2 separate regions of the Homo sapiens genome follow, and region 1 is linked to region 2. The links are chromatin contacts, found by Hi-C in ENCODE. All regions are on one chromosome and are shown on one strand. The core of a region is the stretch at or near the end of the contact, and the rest is flanking DNA. Distances in the headings are between cores, read along the strand shown. Region 1 holds the start of SERGEF (secretion regulating guanine nucleotide exchange factor). Region 2 holds the start of SAA2 (serum amyloid A2).

Evidence for each region. A loop is a pair of places that touch in the nucleus more often than their neighbours do. Pooled maps may share reads with other maps.
Region 1: a loop to region 2 is called in a pooled map, with 16 times the contacts of the local background. The contact joins the promoter of SERGEF here to the promoter of SAA2 in region 2. A Hi-C loop is called at or near these places in 1 of 37 single-sample maps with no recorded cell type and 6 of 50 pooled maps.

Annotation. Positions count from the first base shown.
Region 1 is chr11:18,011,781-18,014,480 of GRCh38, reverse strand. SERGEF (secretion regulating guanine nucleotide exchange factor) reads left to right here and starts at 1,434. Exons shown (of 11, transcript NM_012139.4): 1 at 1,434-1,530. The coding sequence starts at 1,471. RefSeq lists enhancers at 717-766, 2,125-2,641, 2,642-2,700 and a silencer at 1,147-1,766.
Region 2 is chr11:18,247,256-18,249,955 of GRCh38, reverse strand. SAA2 (serum amyloid A2) reads left to right here and starts at 1,288. Exons shown (of 4, transcript NM_030754.5): 1 at 1,288-1,353; 2 at 1,941-2,035. The coding sequence starts at 1,945. It overlaps SAA2-SAA4 (SAA2-SAA4 readthrough), which reads left to right and starts at 1,288. Exons shown (of 6, transcript NM_001199744.2): 1 at 1,288-1,353; 2 at 1,941-2,035. The coding sequence starts at 1,945. It also overlaps the pseudogene RNA5SP333.

The sequences.
Region 1 (2,700 bases), core at 185-2,684, 240 kb after region 2:
ATAATTGTGGCCACATATCCTACTAGAATTCTCTCTGGCCTCTCAACCTTTTTCGTAGACTGAAAGTCATACACTGGTTTCTAGACAGTTGCTTTGCAAGACCTGCTTTGGTGGTCTTGAACCTTACTTTATGATATAGGAGTAACTGGCACTTGTTGCTCAGCCAAAACTGAGCGGTGAAGGATCCCATTTTTACATCCTGTTACACATGCTTCAAAGAAATGGTCAGCACAAAAAAGCCCACTCATAAGACAGTCAGTAAGCATGGTATAGCTCCTGCACATTCAGATCCCTAGAGAATGAAGAGCTGTTTTATCTCTCCAAAGTTTGCTTTTTTCTTGGTATGGTCATCGACGTTCTCCAGATGCCACAGGTTGGAGAGATAAAGGTGAGGGGCTGCCCTCAAGTGGTCTTACAGGCAGAAACTCCTAAAAGTGGATGGAGTGAAAGAACAGGAAAGGACAGTGTAAGAGCTCATTGGAGACACTTCCCAGAAGCCCAGGGGTGAAGGGCAGTGAGTGCTGGAGGCCCGTGTCAGCAGAGGGGCCAAGTGCTACCGAATGTGAATGTGGATGATCATCTTTAATGTGACCCTATGTGTTCTGTATTCCCGGTACGCGGTGCCATATTTTCCTTCAGATAAATTGAACTTAATTAACTCCCATCAGCAACACGACGCTGTCTGAGAAAAGCCATTTTATATGGAAATGTTCGTTGGGTGACGATTATCCAGTATTATTAATAGAATGAGCTCAGGGCCGTGCCCGGAGCGCCGAGGCTGCCCCGGCAGGAGTCGACGCTAACCAGCCTCCCCCATTCAGCGTCGCGAGGCGCGGGTTCCCGCTCCGTGCCAGGTGCAGAGGGCGACACCGGCGACGTGCCACTCCACTCGCCTCCCAAGGCGCCCCCTCAGATGTTTGCGAACGCACACCAAAGCGGGCTCAAGACAATTGCGCCTGAGACGCCGGGCAGGACCCTGCCCTACCCCTCAGGCTCCATTTCCTGTTCCCGCAAATGGTGATGCCATCGCTGCCCTGTCAGCCCCTCTGGGCTGTCGTGGGCCTCCAAGGAGACAAAAACGCGAAGGAGCTTTGTGAACTGTGGCGCGCAGTGCACCTGCATGAAACATGAAATTATGACTAAAAATAAAGAGTACGAGGGGGTAGGAGCGAGAGGCTGAGAGGCCCAGCGAGACAGGAGGCTGCGGGCGGAGACGCTGCGAGCGCCGCCGGGGCGGGCTGACTGGGAGGCGGCTCCGGGGCTGTCGTCCGGCCCCGCCCACCACTGATCCCCAGTGGCCCGAGGGCCCGGCCGCACCCTCTCTCCCGGCCTGCGGGCCGCTTCCCACCACAGACCCCGCCCCGCGCCCTACCCATCACGCGTCCCCGGTCCGGCTCCGGCGCTCACCTACCCCCGGCAGGCGCCGCCCCCGTGCCGTCCCTCCCGGAAGCGCCGGCGGAGCGTCCTCGCATGGAGCGCGAGCCCAGCGCCTCGGAGGCCGCCCCCGCGGCGGCCGCGCTCTTCGCCTGGGTACGTGACTCCGCCCCCGGGCCGGTGCAGGCCCTGAGGGGCGCCGAGATGTGGGAGCTGCTGGCCGCGGCGTGGGCAGTTCAGGGGCTGGGCGGCTGAGGTCCGAGCCGGGCTCTGGGTTGAAGGATCCTGGGCTGGGAGCGGAGGGGGAGCGGAGGAGGAGCGGGCGGGCGGGGAAGGAAGGGTCTTCGCGGTCGACTTAGGGGCCTGCCGGCTGGCGGGGTCAGGGCCGGAGGGGCTGTGGCGCCGCGGGAAGAACCTGCCTCGGGGCAGAGCGTCTGGTTCCGCGAGAGCCCTCCAGCCCGAATAGCGCCTGGAAGACAGCGCGGAGGGCTCGGTGGAGAGGATCGCCCGGTCCCAGAGCTCCGTGGGGCCACCTGTGCCCCCCACACTCCTGATGCCTGGAGGAGGGAGACCCTGTCCCAGCCTGGCGAAAGCATCCTTTAGATGTGAGGCCTGCGGTGTTTGGCCGCGCACAAGGCACAGACCCTGCCTATTTGCTGACACTCTGCTGTGACCGGTTCTTGCATGTGTTGGGGGAGTTGGGCTGCTGTTGGTTTGACGGGAGCATTGGGAGAGACAGGGTCATCTTGATGTGTGTCTGGGAGAGAGGAGGGTTCATGCACAGGAGCGTGGCAGGTGGCCGACCAGCATGCACGGGAACAAGCAGTCGCTGCGTCTTGTGCTTCTTCATAGCACGTATCACAATTGTAATGATGTGTATAATTTATTATTAACGTCAGTCTCTCTGGCTGGAAAGTAAGTGTGGTAAGAGTGGGTGCTGTGCCTGTCTTGTTCACGGTGCCTCTCTTGGTGTCTGGCACATTGTAGGTCCCCAGTAAATACTCGTTGACGAATGAATGAACGAGCATCTGTGTGCCTACCCATGTGCTGGTGTTGGGGAAATACACATGAGTGAAATACACGAGTGAAGGACTTCCAGCTCTTGTGTTGGGGGAGAGCAAAATTATAACCTGTATTGCTGTTAAAATCAGTATTAGTTGTCCAATTTTTAAAGAAGTAATGATCAGTACAAGGCGGCAATTGTTGAATGTGGGGCTGCAATTTGGCAGGAGGGAGAGCATGGCGTGACCTGCGGTAGTCTGGCTGGCTGGGCGTCTTTGAGGTGGCCCGGGAGCTGGGGGTGGAGTTGGGGATTGAATGTGTGCT
Region 2 (2,700 bases), core at 39-2,538:
TCAGTGGTTTTAAGGTGGCAAGATGTAGTGGGGGAGGTGGAGGTGTCAATGCATAGGTCTCAGAACAGAGTCTATAATATCATTGTTCACATTGGAGCCACGCATTTGCTGCTTATGGAGTATTTGGCCATCCTTTACTTCCTGGCCCTACCCATTTCTCAGAGATTAAAAAAAATTTTTTAAGATAATCTTGCTGTGTTGCCCAGGCTGGCCTCAAATTTCTGGGTTCAAGCAGGCCTCCTGCCTTGGCCTCCCAAGTAGCTGGGACTATAGGCACATGCCACCATGCCTGGCCCATTTCTAAATTGCTTGTTTGTTTGTTATTACAAATGCCTAGCCCTCAGGGTATGAACATGGACTGGAGAAGAAGAAACCAGAGTTGCTGCTATGTCCACCAGCCTCTCTGCATGTCCTGGCCTCAGCCCCCCTGGGCTCTGGTACTGACCCATCTCTGGCCACCATGCTCCTCCATAAGCCTCTGCAGAGCTAATCTGACCCTGTTGATGTTCTCATGAGAGAGTGATCTGCATGCCCCCTGCACCCCTCCGTGATAATACAGCAGACCAAGAGCTCTCCCACCCTTCCCTGCCTGGATGCTGGGCACGTCCCCAGCTGGGCTGCCTATTTAACGCACCACACTCTCATTCTCCCAAGGTGGGGCTCCAGGACTAGGCTGGGGCAGCAGAAAGTCCCCCTCTCTACATTGTCCTTGGCTCAGGAGCCAACTTAGAAAAAGCATTTCCAAATTGGCTAAGCCAGCGGAGCAGAGATTTTCTGTGCTGAGAAATATCAGGACATCCAGAGGGGTGGAAGGAGGCTTCCAGGGCACACATGAGATGTGGCAGGGGTAGGCTGTCCGTTTTAAAGCTTAAAGCTTTAGACATGAACTCACAGGGATTTCAGTCAGGGTCATCTGCCATGTGGCCCAGCAGGGCCCATCCTGAGGAAATGACCGGTATAGTCAGGAGCTGGCTGAAGAGCTGCCCTCACTCCACACCTTCCAGCAGCCCAGGTGCCGCCATCACGGGGCTCCCACTGGCATCTCTGCAGCTGCACTTCCCCCAATGCTGAGGAGCAGAGCTGATCTAGCACCCTGTCCATTGCCAAGGCACAGCAAACCTCTCTTGTTCCCATAGGTTACACAACTGGGATAAATGACCCGGGATGAAGAAACCACCGGCATCCAGGAACTTGTCTTAGACCAGTTTGTAGGGGAAATGACCTGCAGGGACTTTCCCCAGGGACCACATCCAGCTTTTCTTCCCTCCCAAGAGACCAGCAAGGCTCACTATAAATAGCAGCCACCTCTCCCTGGCAGACAGGGACCCGCAGCTCAGCTACAGCACAGATCAGGTGAGGAGCACACCAAGGAGTGATTTTTAAAACTTACTCTGTTTTCTCTTTCCCAACAAGATTATCATTTCCTTTAAAAAAAATAGTTATCCTGGGGCATACAGCCATACCATTCTGAAGGTGTCTTATCTCCTCTGATCTAGAGAGGTAAGCAGGGTCGGGCCTGGTAGTACTTGGATGGGAGAACACCTGGGAATACCAGGTGCTAAAGGCTTTAAGAATAAAAAATAATGATCCTGCTTTGTGTTTATCCCATGTTGAGTTCTGTGCGGGGCAGAGGGAACACACGGTAAATGCGTTATGGGGAATTATAGGCTACTTGAGGGAGTGACAGTCTGGTGGTAACTCCTGCCTTCCTCCATCAGTGCCACATTGGCATCCTCTTATGCAGTCAGGCTTCAGGGCTGATGGGTTCAGAACCGAGGGCTTCTGGCTCTGAGTGAGGTCCTGCTGCAAGGTTTCCTAGATGAGCCACTGAGACTCTAATAAGATCCAGTGGAAATAACCAGGCTCTCGTCGGAATATAAGTCCCAAGGGAAGCTGTGCCAGTCTTGTGGGCGACTGCCTGACTTCTCCTTTCATTTCAGCACCATGAAGCTTCTCACGGGCCTGGTTTTCTGCTCCTTGGTCCTGAGTGTCAGCAGCCGAAGCTTCTTTTCGTTCCTTGGCGAGGCTTTTGATGGTAAGGCTTCAGAAGGTTTGCAGGATTTCTGAAGAGAAACATCGCCCTGGACCTGATAAACTGGGGAAAATGATGCTTTCGGAAGGCTGCTTTTGAACCACAGAGTTGCTAGTGTCTGCGTTGCTGAGGCCTGCCAGGAACTAGGGTTTGCTGGGTTGCCTGTCTCGAGTCTTTCAGAGCTGCTGGGAATATCCCCTTTCCCCGTAGTGCAGCTTCTCAGGATGTGTTAAGTGGATGGATCACATTTCAGAAGCCGCTGCAAGGTGTATCAAAAACACATCTCCTGAGCCGTAAGGGACGGGGCATCCAGTAACAACGCACACGGGGTATTTTTGGGCTTCCTTAAGATTTGAGCCGCTGCCTTAGGTTGTGCTGCCCAATGTGCCTGGGGAGCTGCTAAACAGATTAGAGAGTCGAGGATTGTTGTCAGTTACTCAGAGAAAGAACAATCATCCTTTCCAGGAGCACCTGAGCTGTTTGTTTTGAGTAGAAGATGCAAAATAAGGCCTGCAATTGGTATAAAATGTCCCTCAGCATAAATCGCATAGGAGTATGACTAAGGCTGTTGACTCTTCTGTCTTCTTTCTCCTTCCTCCTTCGATTTCCTAGTTGGATAATGTACAGGGCTCTTTAGCCTCGCTCTGTCAGGGGCTCCCTTCCTGGTT